Linked DNA regions of Homo sapiens: region 2 is linked to region 1. Evidence: chromatin loops called from intact Hi-C (ENCODE). Cell type or tissue: psoas muscle. All regions are shown on one strand. Each heading gives the region's core, and the rest is flanking DNA. Links, peaks and the distances in the headings are about the cores only. Region 1 overlaps KLC4 (kinesin light chain 4). Region 2 overlaps PTK7 (protein tyrosine kinase 7 (inactive)).

What was found. Peaks named below come from ENCODE experiments on the same cell type or tissue, not always from the same donor. Only the 100,000 strongest peaks of a DNase experiment are listed, where the experiment ranks them.
Region 2: a loop joins it to region 1, with 2.3 times the contacts of the local background. A loop is called at or near these places in 45 of 110 quality-filtered maps.

The regions. Positions count from the first base shown.
Region 1 is chr6:43,066,872-43,075,163 of GRCh38, forward strand. It overlaps KLC4 (kinesin light chain 4), which reads left to right. Exons shown (of 16, transcript NM_201521.3): 6 at 125-212; 7 at 3,483-3,584; 8 at 3,821-3,994; 9 at 4,404-4,503; 10 at 4,696-4,748; 11 at 4,981-5,051; 12 at 5,276-5,384; 13 at 5,953-6,093; 14 at 6,352-6,467; 15 at 7,031-7,094; 16 at 7,751-8,222. The coding sequence ends at 7,801. KLC4-AS1 (KLC4 antisense RNA 1) reads right to left here. Exons shown (of 2, transcript XR_002956347.1): 2 at 7,462-8,292. Among named protein-coding and RNA genes, the nearest start is that of KLC4-AS1, 5.2 kb to the right of the region's middle. RefSeq lists enhancers at 3,180-3,474, 4,311-4,811 and a silencer at 3,180-3,474. In psoas muscle, for the core only: a CTCF peak has its summit at 3,296 (motif pointing right); no DNase peak of the experiment used is centred there; H3K27me3 peaks cover 79 bases.
Region 2 is chr6:43,116,692-43,125,327 of GRCh38, forward strand. All of the region lies in intron 1 of PTK7 (protein tyrosine kinase 7 (inactive)), which reads left to right. Among named protein-coding and RNA genes, the nearest start is that of PTK7, 45 kb to the left of the region's middle. RefSeq lists enhancers at 2,492-3,411, 3,412-4,331. In psoas muscle, for the core only: no CTCF peak of the experiment used is centred there; a DNase peak (open chromatin) is centred at 4,470; H3K27ac peaks cover 615 bases.

The sequences.
Region 1 (8,292 bases), core at 1-8,000:
CAGGCTTCCTGTCTCCTCATGGAGGTCTCCAATCCTTAAATGTACTCAGTCCTTCCAAAGGGAAGGAGGGAAGGAGAAGGCTTGCGGGTTCAGGGTAACTCCTGTCACTTTTGTCTTCTTCCAGTGACCAGAATAAGTATAAGGAAGCTGCCCACCTGCTGAATGATGCCCTTAGCATCCGGGAGAGCACCTTGGGACCTGACCATCCTGCTGTCAGTATTCCTTGCCCTCCCCACCCCACGCCCCGCACCCCCCACCATTGCTGTTTTGGCCTCTCTTAGCTCATCCATCTGCTGCCCTCAGTCCACTCACTAAGGGTGCTGAGGAAGGAGGCATAAGAAGTCCTTTCTTCCAGGCACTGTCCAGTGATCCTAATGATTCTCAATTCTCTGAGACTCAGTGACTCCTTTTTATAACAAATATTTTGCTTGAATTTAATTAATAGATAAGTCATAGGTAAATCCACATATGATTTCTACAAAACTTAATATGCTACTCTAATAAATATAAAAGAAAAACAAGAAAAGTAATTTGTAAGGACAATATATACAATGTAATATAATAAGGTAAAAATACAAAACAACAGTAGTTGTATTGAGTACAACTTTGTTAAAAGAAATAGCAAAGTGGCCTGGGCACAGTGGCTCACGAGTGTAATCCCAGCACTAATCCCAGCACTTTGGGAGGCTGAGGAGGGTGGATCACGAGGTCAGGAGATCGAGACCATCCTGGCTAACATGGTGAAACCCCATCTCTACTAAAAAAAATACAAAAAATGCCGGGCGTGGTGGCGGGCGCCTGTAGTCCTAGCTACTCGGGAGGCTAAGGCAGGAGAATGGCGTGAACCCGGGAGGCGGAGCTTGCAGTGAGCTGAGATCGTGCCATTGCACTCCAGCCAGGGTGACAGAGCGAGACTCCGTCTCAAAAAAAAAAAAAAAAAATGAAAATATAGGTGGACAGGCCGGGCGCGGTGGCTCACGCCTGTAATCCCAGCACTTTGGGAGGCCGAGGCGGGCGGATCACGAGGTCAGGAGATCGAGACCATCCTGGCTAAAACGGTGAAACCCCGTCTCTACTAAAAATACAAAAAATTAGCCGGGCGTAGTGGCGGGCGCCTGTAGTCCCAGCTGCTTGGGAGGCTGAGGCAGGAGAATGGCGTGAACCCGGGAGGCGGAGCTTGCAGTGAGCCGAGATCCCGCCACTGCACTCCAGCCTGGGCGACAGAGCGAGACTCCGTCTCAAAAAAAAAAAAAAAAAAAAAAAAAAAAGAAAATATAGGTGGACACTTTATTAAAGTACAGTATTATAAGAAATCACAAGGGTCGGGCACAGTGGCTCATGCCTGTAATCCCAGCACTTTGGGAGGCCAAGGTGGGCAAATCACGAGGTCAGGAGTTCAAGACCATCCTGGCCAACATGGTGAAACCCCGTCTCTACTAAAAATACAAAAATTAGCCGGGCGTGGTGGGGGGCACTTGTAATCCCAGCTACTCAGGAGGCTGAGGCAGGAGAATCACTCGAAACCAGAAGGTGGAGGTTGCAGTGAGGTGAGATCGCGCCTCTACACTCCAGCCTGGGCAGCAAGAGCAAAACTCTGTCTCAAAAAAAAAGAAAATAAATGACAGACCAGATTTATTTGTGTATAAGAGGAAGAGACTGGGCTTGGTGGCTCACGCCTGTAATCCCACCACTTTGGGAGGCCAAGGCAGGTCGATCACCTGAGGTCAGGAGTTTGAGACCATCCTGGCCAACATGGTAAAACCCCGTCTCTACTAAAAAAAAAATATAAAATTAGCCAGGCATGGTGGCATATGCCTGTAATCCCAACTATTTGGAGACTGAGGCAGGAGAATCATTTGAATCCGGGGGTTGGTGGTTGCAGCGAGCCGAGATCGCACCACTGCACTCCAGCCTGGGCAACAGAGCAAGACTCTGTCTCAACAAAATAAGAAGCGGCCCAGCGCTGTGGCTCACTCCTGTAATTTCAGCACTTTGGGAGGCCGAGGTGGTCGGATCACCTGAGGTCAGGAGTTTGAGACCAGCCTGACCAACAAGGTGAAACCCTGTCTCTACTAATAATACAAAAATTAGCCAGTTGTGGTGGCATGCACCTGTAGTCCCAGGTACTCGGGAGGCTGAGACAGGAGAATTGCTTGAACCCAGGAGGCTGAGGTTGCAGTGAGCCAAGATCGCACCATTGCACTTCAACCTGGGTGATGGGGTGAGACTTCATCTTAAAATAAATAAATAAATAAATAAATATAAATAAAAGGAAAGAGAGAAACAACCTTAAGTAGAGATATCACGCCAAGGCAAATGATAGAGTTGTCAATGTACAGAAAATGAAAAATGAAAAGTTTGTTTGTTTTGTTTTGTTTTGTTTTGTTTTTTGAGATGGAGTTTCGCAGTGTCACCCAGCCTATAGTGCAGTGGTACAATCTGGGTTCACTGTAATCTCTGCCTCCCAGGCTCAAGTGATCCTCCTGCCTCAGCCTCCCAAGTAGCTGGGATTACAGGTACGTGCTACCACGCCAGGCTAATTTTTGTATTTTTAGTAGAGATGGGTTTTCACCATGTTGGTCAGGCTGGTCTTGAACTCCTGACCTCAAGTGATCCACCTACCTCAGCCTTCCAAACTGCTGGGATTACAGGTGTGAGCCACCACACCCAGCTGAAAAGTTATTTATTTTTTGTTGAGATAGAGTTTCACTCTTGTTGCCAGGCTAGAGTGCAACATGGCACGATCTTGGCTCACTACAACCTCCACCTCCCGGGTTCAAGCAATTCTCCTGCCTCAGCCTCCCGAGTAGCTGGGATTACAGACATGCCACTACGCCTGGCTAATTTTGTACTTTTAGTAGAGACGGGGTTTCTCCATGTTGGTCAGGCTGGTCTCGAACTCCTGACCTCAGGTGATCCGCCCACCTCGGCCTCCCAAAGTGCTGGGATTACAGGCGTGAGCCACTGCGTCCAGCCAAAAAGCTATTTTTGAATGTGATCTGTGTGAAAATAATTCCCTATGGTATGACATATGATAGGCAGGGATGATGTATCTCAGAAATCATACTCCTGTCTTGATATCCCATCAAATATCAATGTTTACATTTAGCGTTTGGATGTCTGGCAGGACATTAAAAAATTGGCAGAGCTGTCCCACACATGCAGAACATCTATAGCGTTCTTGCCTCCTCAAAGGTAATCTTCATGGTGACAACAACAACAACAAAAAAAAAAAAAAAAGAAAGAAAAAAAACACCTCCAGAAATTTCTTAAAATCCCCTAGAGGGCGATACTGTCCCTTAGCCTCAGAGCCATCCTGTTCAGCAATTTCCCCTCCCTTCAGCCCCTGGCTCCAGGGTAGTAGACTTTGTCTCTTAGAGTTGTGCAGTGAGTGTTGGGCCCTGCTGGGAGGTGGGGAACCTCAGATTCCCATAGGTCTTTTGCAACCCAAATGTCTGATGGGGACAGGCCTGTCTTCATAGGTGGCTGCCACACTCAACAATTTGGCTGTGCTCTATGGCAAAAGGGGCAAGTACAAGGAGGCAGAGCCTCTGTGCCAGCGGGCACTGGAGATTCGAGAAAAGGTACCCATGCCCTCTCTCCCTTCTTCTCTTGTCGCTGTGACCCTTCTCTACATGGCTCCTCTGGTCTAACCCTCCTCCTTCACTTTTTTTTTCTCACCCCCATCTCTGCTTTGTTCTCTCTTCCTTCATTCCCTTTCCTCTGCTTTCCACATGTGTGTGCCTACATGCAAACACACGTGTGCTTGTGCACACACATGTTATCATAGCCATTTATCCACTCCTTTGTTCCCTTTCAGGTCCTGGGCACGAATCATCCAGATGTGGCAAAACAGCTGAACAACCTGGCCCTCTTGTGCCAAAACCAGGGCAAGTATGAGGCCGTGGAACGCTACTACCAGCGAGCACTGGCCATCTACGAGGGGCAGCTGGGGCCGGACAACCCTAATGTAGCCCGGACCAAGAACAACCTGGTATGGGAGGAGGGACAAAGTAGGTGGAAGAAACGGAGAGGGGGGCACAGAGGTGGGGGGAGGGGGGGCAGGCGGAGAGGCCACTTGGGTCCTAGAGTCAGGAAGCATCACAGTCTGGCACACTGCTCTCATCAACTTTGTGCTCATGTCTGGGGCTGCCTTTGCGGATGAAGGATCTGCTTCATTCCAGTTATAGAAGTTCCACAGCTTCTTGGGAGTGGGCTGGGAATACCCTTGACCCTACACCTGGAGAAGGAGGTGTGAGAAAGATCTCTGGGGAAAGTGAGAGAGACACTGAGAAGTGGAACTCCCTGAGCCTGGTGAAGACCTTGTCTAAAAAAAAAAAAAAAAAAAAGACCTTGCCTCCCTCCATGTTTTGTTCCTGTATTTTTGCCTTTCTGTCCTCCAGGCTTCCTGTTACCTGAAACAGGGCAAATATGCTGAGGCTGAGACACTATACAAAGAGATCCTGACCCGTGCCCATGTACAGGAGTTTGGGTCTGTGGATGGTGAGTGGTGAGGGCCTGGGGAAGGGGCTGTGGGGAAGAAAAGAAATTCAGACCAAAGGTCGGGGGTTAGGCCACAGCGGTTCCCAGGGGGAGCCAGACCCCTTCAGTCCAGCCTGTCAGCCTCTGGGTCCTGGCTCTCCGACACTGTCTAGCTCCCATCTCTAACCTCCCCACCCCATGTATCACCCCTAGATGACCACAAGCCCATCTGGATGCATGCAGAGGAGCGGGAGGAAATGAGCAAAGTGAGTGGGGGGAAGGGGGGCCAGCCTGGGGAGCTCAAGGCTACCGGGGTCTCTGTCTTACTCCTTGCATTAGCCCAACTCTCACTTCCCATCCCAGCACCAGCCCCAGATGCATGGTGTCCTCCCCAGCCCAGCCTGCACCCTAGCCCCATGCCACCTTGCATCTCAGCATCTCTGTATTCTTATATTTGGCTCTCCCTGCCCTTCTTTCTGGCCTCTCTCTGTCCTGCAGAGCCGGCACCATGAGGGTGGGACACCCTATGCTGAGTATGGAGGCTGGTACAAGGCCTGCAAAGTGAGCAGGTGAGCTGACAGTGAAAAGCCAGCTTGGCCTCCGATGCCCTCCATCCAGTCCCTGCTCCCAGCCTCCCAGACCTTTTCCCTTCCTCCCGTAGACTTTCCCTCAGCTTTAGCTCTGTTCCCTCTCCTATTTTCTTATTTTTTTTCCTCTTGTCTTGCTTGGAAGACAAATGTTTTGTTTTCTGAACTCATTCTCTCTTCCTTCTCTGGTCTCTTTCTCACCACAGCCCCACAGTGAACACTACTCTGAGAAACCTGGGAGCTCTGTATAGGCGCCAGGGAAAGCTGGAGGCTGCTGAGACCCTGGAGGAATGTGCCCTGCGGTCCCGGAGACAGGTCAGAAGCCCAGAGGGGAAGGAGGTCCTAGAGGGAAGGGCCCTGGGGATGAGAGAGTGCCGAGGTTTCTTGGGAGTCTCCTAAGAATAAGCGGAAAGGCTGATGAAGCCAGGAGGGAGAGGAAAGTGAGGCAGTGTTGTGATTGTGGTTGTTTTTAAGCATGTTCTTACCCCCCACCTGCATTTTGTGGTCAGGACTCTAGTTTCAAGATTCACTAAATGGGGATATGAAGGAGAAACCCTGCCCTTTCATAAGGAGGGGACCTGGGTGGTATGGGTGAGAGGAGTGAGGTTGGGGAGAGCCTAAATCAAGAATTTCTTAGATTGTGGGTCTCAATAGTAGGTTGTGAAATCAATTCAGTATGGGCCATGGGGATAAAAATATATACAGATCTATATATAGCAATGCATTGCAAATAGAAAAGGTAAGTATTATTCCAGTAGGTATAAACTGAGACATCACAAGGAAAAATGTTTTCCTTCCAGTGGCTGATGGTGAAAAAAATTTGAAAGCCCCATCCTGAGGAGTTAAGGAGTAGGAAGTCCCAGGTCCTTCCTTTTCCTTCCAGGGCACTGACCCTATCAGCCAGACGAAGGTGGCAGAGCTGCTTGGGGAGAGTGATGGTAGAAGGACCTCCCAGGAGGGCCCTGGAGACAGTGTGAAATTCGAGGGAGGTGAAGATGCTTCTGTGGCTGTGGAGTGGTCCGGGGTAAGTCTGATCATTGCCTTTTCATCTCTCCTGCCCACTCCTGCTGGTGGTGGTGAGAGGCTCTTGGCCATGCTGTCCCAGTCTAGGTAGTGTATTCCTTCAGGGGTATCTCTGGGAGCCAGTTTTTGACAGGACTTTTATTTCCAGTCACTGGGCCTTGGGGGTGGGGGATGTGTGCAGAATAAATGCTAGGAGTAGACTCAGAAACCCATCTGTGTGGGATCCTTGTAGCTTTCATTGCTCACTCCTTTCTGCCAGGATGGCAGTGGGACCCTGCAGAGGAGTGGCTCTCTTGGCAAGATCCGGGATGTGCTCCGCAGAAGCAGTGAACTCTTGGTGAGGAAGCTCCAGGGGACTGAGCCTCGGCCCTCCAGGTATACATGGAAGTCAAGATACAGTAAAGTGGCCGGGTGCAGTGGCTCACGCCTGTAATCCCAGCACTTTGGGAGGCCGAGGCGGGTGGATCACCTGAGGTCAGGAGTTTGAGACCAGCCTGGCCAACAAGGTGAAACTCTCTCCTAAAAATACAAAAATTAGTCGGGTGTGGTGGCAGGTGCCTGTAATCTCAGCTACTTGGGAGGCTGAGGCAGGAGAATTGCTGGAACCCAGGAGGCAGAGGTTGCAGGGAGCCAAGATCATGCCATTGCACTCCAGCCCAGGCGACAACAGCGAGACTCCGTCTCAAAAAAAAAAAGAAAAAAAAAAAAGATATGGTAAAGCAGGCAAGTAAAGTAAGCCCTTGCCTCCAACTCCTCTTGGCTCCTGATCTCTGGAGAAGTATCTCGGAGAGAAACAGGGAGGAAGTCAACGGGCCAGCCATGGAGAGAGAGTTTGGGTAGAATGGGTGCCCCAGTGTGGCAGTGCTCAAGAGGCCCACAGCCTTAAGGCCACTCAGGAGGAAGAGAGGAGGCCTCAATTCTTCCGTTTTCCATTGTAGCAGCAACATGAAGCGAGCAGCCTCCTTGAACTATCTGAACCAACCTAGTGCAGCACCCCTCCAGGTGAGAGCAGTGCTTGTGAGCATATTGGTGGGTGAGGAAAAAAGGACAGCCAGTGAGCAAGCCCAGTGGAGTAAGGGAAGAGGGAAGGGAGAGGAGTCATCTGGGATGAAGATGAGCCAGGGGATTGCAGTCATTAAGGAATCAGGCAGATAGCTTGTGGTGAGTGCTGACCACCAAGGGACAGTTTCAGGCCAGACATAGTAGCAAATAAGTTAATAAGGAGGGAAATAGGAATATTCTGTAAACTGGTACTTTGGAATTATGAATAATTTAAGAATTATTTGGAGATACGAATTATTTTTTCATCCTGCAGCCGCCTTAGTAGTAGATGAGAATGGAAAAAGAAAAGTATTAAATAATCCCCATCTGAGAAAACACTAGTGATATTTTAATGGCAAATGACTTCTTGTATCAACACACAAGTATATGCCAGTATTCATGTGGTTCTTCCAGGTAGCTTCTCCACCAGATTGTGGCCTTCTGGAAAACCCTAGCAGAGGCTAAACAAAGTCCCAGGTCCAGAGATAGACTGGTCCAGAGACAGATGTGATCCTAGGTCCAGAGATACACTGTGACCATGGGATGGATGGACTCTAGGAGCCAGTCTTTGGGAGGCCGAGGTCCCTGAGCTGATGGGGTAGTGTTGTCTGTTTCAGGTCTCCCGGGGCCTCAGTGCCAGCACCATGGACCTCTCTTCAAGCAGCTGACATTCAACCCGGCCCCCAGGTCTGCTGGGTCCCCCCACCCCCACAGCCCTCACAGCATTCCCCATTGCTCCTGGCTCTTCCCCACCCCTAGGTGGGACAGTGAAGGGGAGCAGTTTAACCAGAAGATTGCTGCTGCCCTTAGGGTCTCAGCTCCCTCCTCAGGAATCCCTCTTAGGAAGGACCCTCAGGACACCCTCTCTGCACCCTGTGGTCCTCTAGAGTAGCTAGCTCTGAGGCCCCAAGGTGGGTACAAAGCAGGTATGGCCCTCAGAGATGCAGCCTGCTGCTGGCTTTTCAGTCAGAGGGTTGGGGGCTGGCCAGCCAAGCTGCCTTGCCCTGGCCGCTCTTACTCCCTCCCTCTGCTGTCTCACTTCAGGTCCATGTATTTCACTTTTCTTAAATAAAAGAATCAGGTAACCTTTCTGTGACTTGAGTCCTGATTGAAGAGGGTATGAAGCAGGGCTTGTGTTGGGGCCCTTCACAGAAGGTGA
Region 2 (8,636 bases), core at 434-8,433, 50 kb after region 1:
GACCAGGTTCTGAGGATACCCAGAGGAGTGGTGGAAACAGACGAGGGTGAGTAGGTGATAGAGGCTAGGGCTGGGTGCTGGGGCATGCAGAGGAGAGGCTGTAGACTTCAACTATGTTTTTATTTTTATGTATTTGTTTATTTATTTTTTGAGACTCAGTTTCGCTGTATCGCCCAGGCTGGAGTGCAGTGGTGCGACCTCGACTCACTGCAACCTCCATCTCCTGGGTTCAAGCGATTCTCGTGCTTCAGCCTCCCGAGTAGCTGGGATTATAGGTGCCCGACAGTACACCTGGCTAATTTTTGTATTTTTAATAGGGACGGGGTTTCACCATGTTGCCCAGGCTGGTCTCAAGCTCCTGAACTGAGGTGATCTGCCCACTTCGGCCTCCCAAAGTGCTGGGATTACAATCAGGCGTGAGCCACCATGCCCACCGTAGACTTCAACTATGGACAGCTCTGTTCCGCCACCTGTTTAAAAGAGCATTCATTTGCTTCTCCCCCAGAAAAGCCCAATACATTAATCTACTGGGGAGAAGAGCAGGATGTAGGAGAAGGCCACAGAGAAGGATCCTCAAAACATAGTGCTGAGTATGAACAACGAGTAGGAAGCAGGTGAGAGATCTTGCAGGACCGTTCACATGAGTAAGAAATACCTGCCCGTGGAACACCAATTGCATTTTACAAGAGCACATGCAAACAAAAGGACTCATGTGAAACACAATAGATTGGTTGTGGAGGGAATGTGGGTAACAGGGAATTAATGAGTGAAATGAGAAGCAGCCAGTGTGGCATCACAGAAAGAAGGCAGACTTGGGAGCCAGACAGATCCAGGGGCAGCTCCTGAGCCTGCCATTTACTGGGGCATCCTTGACTCCGATTTCCTTGTCTATAAAATGAGGCTGATGGTGTTGAGAGTTCTCTGGATCAGAAATGTGTCCTCTAGGTCGGGCGCGGTGGTTCACGCCAGTCCCAGTCTGTCCGCCAGGCAGGAGGCAGAGCACTTTGGGAGGCCAAGGTGGGCAGATCACCTGAGATCAGGAGTTCGAGACCAGCCAACATGGTGAAACCCTGTCTCTACTAAAAATACAAAAAATTAGCCAGGCATGGTGACGGGTGCCTGTAATCCTAGCTACTCAGGAGGCTGAGGCAGGAGAGATGCTTGAACCTGGGAGGTGGAGGTTGCAGTGAGCCGAGATCATGCCATTGCACTCCAGCCTGGGCAAAAGAGCAAAACTCTGTCCAAAAAAAAAAACGAAAGAAAAGAAAAGAAATGTGTCCTCTATCAGGCAGAATCCTATGGATTAAAAAAAGAAGAAGAAGAAAAAGGCAGTGTGTCTGTGCACAGGATCTAGCAAGAAGTGGGCAGTCAGAGGAACTAGGGCAGCCAGAAGCAGGTGGTCAGATGGGCCTTTTTTTTTTTTTTTTTTTTGAGGGTGGAACTGTTTCTCTCTGTGATTCAATACAGTGGTCACCAGCCACCTATGGCCCCTGAGCACTGGAAGTGTGGCTAGTGTGACCGAGGAAATGAATTTTCAATTTTACTTCATTTAAATTAAATTTAGGCCGGGCGCGTTGGCTCATGCCTGTAATCCCAGTACTTTGGGAGGCCGAGGTGGGTGGATCACCTGAGGTCAGGAGTTCGAGACCAGTCTGGCCAACATGGTGAAACCCCGTCTCTACTAAAAATACAAAAATTAGCTGGGCGTGGTGGCGGGCACCTGTAATCCCAGCTACTTGGGGGCTGAGGCGGCAGAATTGCTTGAACTCAGGAGGCGGGGGTTGCAGTGAGCTGAGATTGCACCACTGCACTCCAGCCTGGATGACAGAGTGAGACTCTGTCTTGAAATAAATAAATAAATAAATTTAAATAGCCTCATGTCGCTAGGGCTGTCATATTGGACAGAGCAGGTTTAAGGAATATTTTAACCTCTCTCTCTCTCTCTCTCTCTCTCTCTCTCTCTCTCTCTATATATATATATATATATATATATATATGTATATATGTATATATGTCTGTATATATACGTATATACATATATGTATATATGTGTGTGTATGTGTGTGTGTGTGTGTGTGTGTGTATAATTTTTTTTTTTTTGAGACAGGGTCTTGCTCTGTCACCCAGGCTGCAGTGACGTGATCTTGGCTCACTGCAACCTCCACCTCCCGGGTTCAAGCCATCCTCTCACTTCAGCCTCCCAAGTAGCTGGGACGACAGGTGGGCGCCACCACATTTGGCTTATTTTTTGTAGAGATGGGGTTTCATTATGTTGCCCAGGCTGGTCTCAAACTCCTGGGCTCAAGTGATCCTTCTACCTCGGCTTCCCAAAGTGTTGAGATTACAGGTATAAGCCACCACAACCAGGCTATTTTAACTTCTTAGAAGCCAGAGAAGATTTTCCTTATTGTATGGGATTGAGGCCACCTATCCCCAAGGGTAGGGTGGGTGAGGCAGGGTTGGGTGCAGGCAGGGTGTAAAGGGCGTCCTCCTCACCACCAGGAATTTGGGGTGAACTGCTGTGGCCACTCTGACCAGGTCTGCAGGCTGTGCTTCTCAGCCTGGATTATTAGTCTCCTAGGCGGGAGACAGAGATGGGTGAAAAAGGCTCGTAAATTGGAATTTATCAGAGTTTTCTGAGCCTGTTTAGAAAATTAATCATTAAACTAAGGCTACAACCAGTCCAAGGTAGTGGTCCTGGCCTGTCTAGTTCACCCCCTGCTTCTGCGGGAAGGACCATGGGAAGCTGGCTCCCAGGCTCCACCCTGGCACTGTTCTCCATGGTGGACTCTGAAGGATCCTGCACATTGGAACCCCTGGGAGTCAGAGACCTGGAAGCACTTTGGGTCCGAACCCCTCCAGTGAATGGCTGTTGAGCCCACAGCAAATCTCTTCCCATCTTCCCTGGGTGATCAGGGGCTGGACTTCTTGTCCTCTTGGATCACTGGGAGCACTGGCTGAGCACCACAGAGGTCTTCCTGAGGCTGAGCTCGTGGCATATTTCCCAGTCTCCTGTTCCAGCAGCCCTGTTGCCTTCCCTGGGATGTATATTATTTCTGCAGGCTCCTCACTGGCGTCTTCAGGAGACAGCTGGCTGCTGTCTGTCCCTCTCCTCTTGGGGCCAAGAATGGATTTGGGGCCAGATCCGTTCCCAGACATGGAGAGTGCTGAGAACTTGTGGTTCCCCTTGGCAATTCTGTTCCAGGTCCTCCTTCCTGCATTCACCTTTGGAAGGGGTCTGCTTAGTCCGAGAGCTTTTGAGTCCTGGGTTCCACGGTTCCTTAGAATTTCTGGGGTTTTTAACTTTCCTGAAAAATAGGCAGACTTTTGTGTGTCTATACTTAATGTGAATTTCATTTAAATATCATAGGGAGGGACTGTAGGCTGATAAAGCGTTACTAAAATTGGTTTCAAGGCTACCATCTTCCAAGTGAGAAAACTGAGACTCAGAGAGGAAAATTAAGTTGGCCAAGATGGATAAATGTAGATGTAGGACAATATTTCAGGTCAAATGGACACTTGAGTGACTTCATTCCCCCACGCGTGCTCTCAGGGTATTTACTGCGTGTCCCAGGCACCAGGGGGGCACAGATGTCTCACACTGGGCACAAATGTCTGCCCTTCCCTCCAGCTTACTAGCTTGGGGGATAAAGCTCTCAGTCACAGCAGAGGCAAGAGTGATGGGGTATCCCAGGCAATGAGATTTCAGTGCAAGTGTGTGGCCAAGGCAGGAGATGGCAGAGGCAGGTCTCCCGGGGAGGCTGCACGGGGCTGCGCCGAGGAACAGAGCAGCTCATCAGAATGATGCTGGATCCCTGTTTGCAGCCCCCAGCTGCCTCAGACCCCACACACCTGCTGTTTGTTAGGTCACTCTTAATCCCTCCCAGGCCTGGTGCTGCATTTACTAAGTGGGCTCTGAGGATTGGCTGTGCGGATGGTGAGTGGGGGAGATTCTGGGGAATGGGCCCCCGTTTCTGTAACTACCTCTGTGATTCATTGCAGCCAGTCCAATGTTAGGTCTTGGTGACTGTTCAGTTGCATGCTGTCATTTCTGTAATTTTACAGATAGGACTGCCTGGGAGGAGGTGGCGATTGACCAGGGTCACCCTCATTAGTGACTGTATCAAACCAGAACCCAGGTTTCCCTAACTTATGTTCCTTCCATCTCATCACACCACCTCACTCCAGCTGCATTTTTCATTCATTGCTACTTCCTAAGAGACTCCACAGCCAATAAAGGGTCACTAAGGGCAAGAGGCATGTACTGGGTATAGCCCTTCCAGCCCCAGAAGAAGATGGGCGGGGTCCAGGTTCTGATGGTGACCCCTGGCTGGGGAGCACCTTACGTCATGTGCCATGTTTCTGTTTTTTTTTTTTTTTTTTTTGACTATGTTGCTCAGGCGGAACTCCTGGCCTCAAGGGATCCTCTTGCCTCATCCTCCCAAGTTGCTGGGATTACAGGCGCTGTGCCTGACTCAGCTGGCTGGCATTCTTGTCTCTCCATGCTTGGATACCATGTGATGCCGGACCCAAGGCCTTACTCCTGCCATTAGAGGTTAATCTGCCCCCTCCAGGGCCTCCTGGGAGTGGGACAGGCAAGTCTGAGTTTCGGTTTTCACCGGAGATGTAAGAGCTGGCCTGCTAAATTGTTTCTGCCCCAGTCCTTGGTGATCCTGTTCTGTTTCTCTAATCTGGATGTGGGAACCTCTCCAGATACTGATATTAAGTCCCAGGATAGGAAAACTCAGCAGGGTCCCTGGCTCTGCTCCCTCTTGCTCTGCTTAGGGCAAGGTCTGGGATGGATTTTGGAGGGCTCCTGTTGGTGAACCTGGGACCTTTTGTAGACCCTGGGAAGACAGAAGGGGAGCAGAATTTTGTGCTCTGCAGCTCACTGGGTCTTGGAGTCAGCTTGTCCATCTTCAGTGACTTCTGAACCCTTATGCTCTGGGCTCACCATCAGACAGTCTGGGTTGCTTGCACTGAAACCACATACAGTGTACTGGTGGTAGTCGGGGGAGACATTCTAAATCCTCAGAGTCACAAATAGCCCTGCAGCATTTTGTGTTTCTGCCAACCTGGGTAAAAGGGAGATGACTGGACTTACTGTTCACTCAAATGAGTTATTCCTGTAGTGATTGAGACTGTTCTTCAAAACGTTACAAATGTGGCCAGGCATGGTGGCTCATGCCTGTAATCCTAGCACTTTGGGAGGCTGAGGCAGGAGGATCACTTCAGCCCAGAAGTTCAGTACCAGCCTGGGCAACCTAGGGGGACCCCAATTCTACAAAAACAATTTGAAAATTAGCTGGGCATGCAGGCACGTGCCTGTGGCCCCAGCTACTCAGGAGGCTGAGGTGGGAGAATTGCTTGGGCCTCGGAGGTTGAGGCTGCAGTGAGCCGTGCTTGCATCACTGCACTTCAGTGTGGGGCGACAGAATGAGACCCTATTTCAAAAAGAAAAAAAATGTCTCTGGGCCACACACATTTGGGGTGGCTCAAGAGCAGTCCAGAGTTATCAGTCAGATCTTTAAGGTATGAGGTCTGCAGTACAGTGCACTGGGCCCTGGGGGAGGATTAGGTAGGCTATTCAGGGGTTGGGGAGGCACCCTGGGCCCTCTGGCTTGGCCTTCAGAGTTTCCAAGTGGTGGGGACTTGAGAGGAAGTTTGTCCTCTGTGGGTCAGGGAGCCCCGGGGCTGCTCCTCCCCTGGAACATTTATGCTTCTCAGGTTGAGGGCTGCTTCTCCTGGCCTGTGGCCTGGCGCTGTCTCCCTACACTGGGAAGCTGGCAAACCTCTCCCTTGGGGGTCTATGTATGCCCTACAGGAGCCACCCACCTTGACCTGGACTCTAGGGGCCATCTGGCATTCGGGATATTCCCTACAGGGACCCAGGCCGTGGAGCCGGGGACTGAATCTTTTTTTTTTTTTTTTTTTGAGATGGATCTTGCTCTGTCACCCAGGCTGGAGTGCAGTGGCATGATCTCGGCTCACTGCAACCTCTGTCTCCCTGGTTCAAGCGATTCTCCTGTCTCGGCCGCCCAAGTAGCTGGGATTATAGGCACGCGCCACCATGCCCAGCTAATTTTTGTATTTTTAGTAGATATGGGGTTTCATCATGTTGGCCAGGCTGGTCTCGAACTCCTGACCTTGAGTGGTCTACCTGCCTTGGACTCCCAAAGTGTTGGGATTACAGGCATGAGCCACCGCACCCGGCCAAAGGACTGAGTCTTTAGTGTGGTGCTGGTGTGGAAGTGTCAGACACATATGTGTGGCTGATTGACTTGGGGTGTGGGAGATCCTGCAATTATTCACACAGTCATGCTCCACCATGCAAAATCCCCATGCCTCTGTGGAGCACACTCCTGGAGGACTTCTGGGCCGGTAGCATCAAGCTCCCCACTCAGCCAGGGTCTTTCTATCTCAGCCTGGTCCTGAGACATCTGACGGATGGCGTTTTCTTTTACCATGTTGGCCAAGCTGGTCTCAAACTCCTGATCTTGTGATCCGCCCGCCTTGGCCTCCCAAAGTGCTGGGATTACAGGCGTGAGTCACTGCGCCTGGCCGGATGGAATTTTCTTTAATGAGAGAGAGAAGTTGATTGATAGAATCAAACAGTGATGTGTGGCAGATTCTGAGGCCTATATAGGTCCTGGGGGTGTTTTTCCTAAACCAGGAGTTCTAGCTCCTGAGAGATGGGTAGTTGAGTGGCCCAGATGGATCCTTGGATTGAAGCAGCCAAAATTACTTAGAGTGGGAGTGCCTAGGAAAAACTTCCTGCTGCTCCCTGCTCTCTGTAACAATTGTGTTTACACATATGTGTGTGTATACACGCACACATATGCACACATGGGCTGGCTGGGCCTGAGCCCAGAGAGCAACACGGAGGGTGGGCACCAGACCAGATGCTGGCGGGGGTGGGGGTGGAGGGCAGGCACGGGAGACGCAGGCAGAGTGAGTGTCTGCATATAGATGGCTGTTAGGGAGCCAAGGAAATGGCTTGGAAAATGTCCTTATTGGGTGTTTGCAGCTCCGGCTTTGTTGGGGTCGGCGCCTGGTGTGGGCAGATGGCCCTGTCTGCCTGTTGTTGCTGAGGGCTTCTTGCCTGCTGAGCCCGGTACGGCAGGCTCATACCGGGGAAGCAGCACCCTCTGCGTTTTGTGCCGTGTGTGGGCTTTGTGAATGTGAACCCGTTAGCCCTTACTCAGGTGGGGTGGTGGCCGCTGTCCCCATTTCACGGCAAAGAAGGGTGCAGAGGCCACACTAAGGTAGCGTCACTAGGGAGCAGCGGAGGCAGGGCTGTTTGGCAGCAGCAAAGCTGCACATGGAGCTGGCTGCCTCCGGGGTCACGTGGCCTGCATCTCCATGGGGGCTTGTGTGCAGTGGAGGGGGTTGCATGGCATGGCCCGGTGGCAAAAGAGGAGGCAGCCTCGGGAAGCCCAGGACCTTTCCCAGACCACAGTCCTGGGGGCATACTCAAGTCAGGGGGCGGGGACAGGAATGTGCTGGTGACTACATCACCTTGAGGCAGGTACCACCTCAATCCCGAACCGCCTGCCTTCTTCTCTGTCATTGCTGTCCTCCATTTCTTGTTATCAGCAAAGCTTCTGACAAAGCAAAAGTAGAGTCCCTTACTTCCCAGCTCCTTTCTTGGAGTCTGACCTTTCTGCCAGGTCTCCTTTGTCTGCTTCCCCAAAACAAAACAGCGGACCAAAGCCAGGCACAGTGGCTCATGCCTATAATCCCAGCAGTTTGGAAGCCGAGGTGGGAGGATCGCTTGAGCTAAGGATTTCAAGACCAGCCTGGGCAACATGGCAAAACCCTGTCTCTATAAAAAACTAGCTGGGCATGGTGGCACATGCTTGAGGTCCCAGCTACCTAGGAGGCCGAGGTGGGAGGATCACTTGAGCCCTGGAGGTCAAGGCTGCAGTGAGCCGTGATGGCACCACTGTACTCCAGCCTGGGCAACAGAGTGAGACCCTATCTCAAAAATAGCCCAACAACAAACAACAGGCCAACGTCCCCCGCTGCAAGCTGGGCAGATGGCCAGGCTGGGCACACCACAGACTGTCTTCTGAGCAAACATGGGTGCCGCAGCACTGGGCCAACCTGAATAAAGAGCCTCATGGTTGAGGTGCGTATAGCAGGGGCTGGGGGCTTGGAGCAGACCTGGGAGCTGCATTCTCTGCCTTTTGAAACATCTGCTGGGCGGGGTGGCTCACGCCTGTAATCCCAGCACTTTGGGAGGCCGAGGCGGGTGGATCACCTGAGGTTGGGAGTTCGAGACCAGCCTGACCAACATGGAGAAACTCAGTCTCTACTAAAAATACAAAATTAGCTGGGCGTGGTAGCTCATGCCAGTAATTCCAGCTAGTTGGGAGGCTGAGACAGGAGAATCGCTTGATCCCGGGAAGCGGAGGTTGCCGTGAGCTGAGATTGTGCCATTGCATTCCAGCCTGGGCAACAAGAACGAAAACTCTGTCTCAAAAAACAAAAAAAAGAAAAAAGAAACATCTAAAGTCTGTCCCAGCCAAGCACTAACCAGGACCTTCTGTGAGCTGACGTCAGGACAGAGGCCCCCTCGGGGCCAGCTTTGATGTTTCCCAGGCCCAGTCGTTGGGGCACAGGGGGCTCTGAGT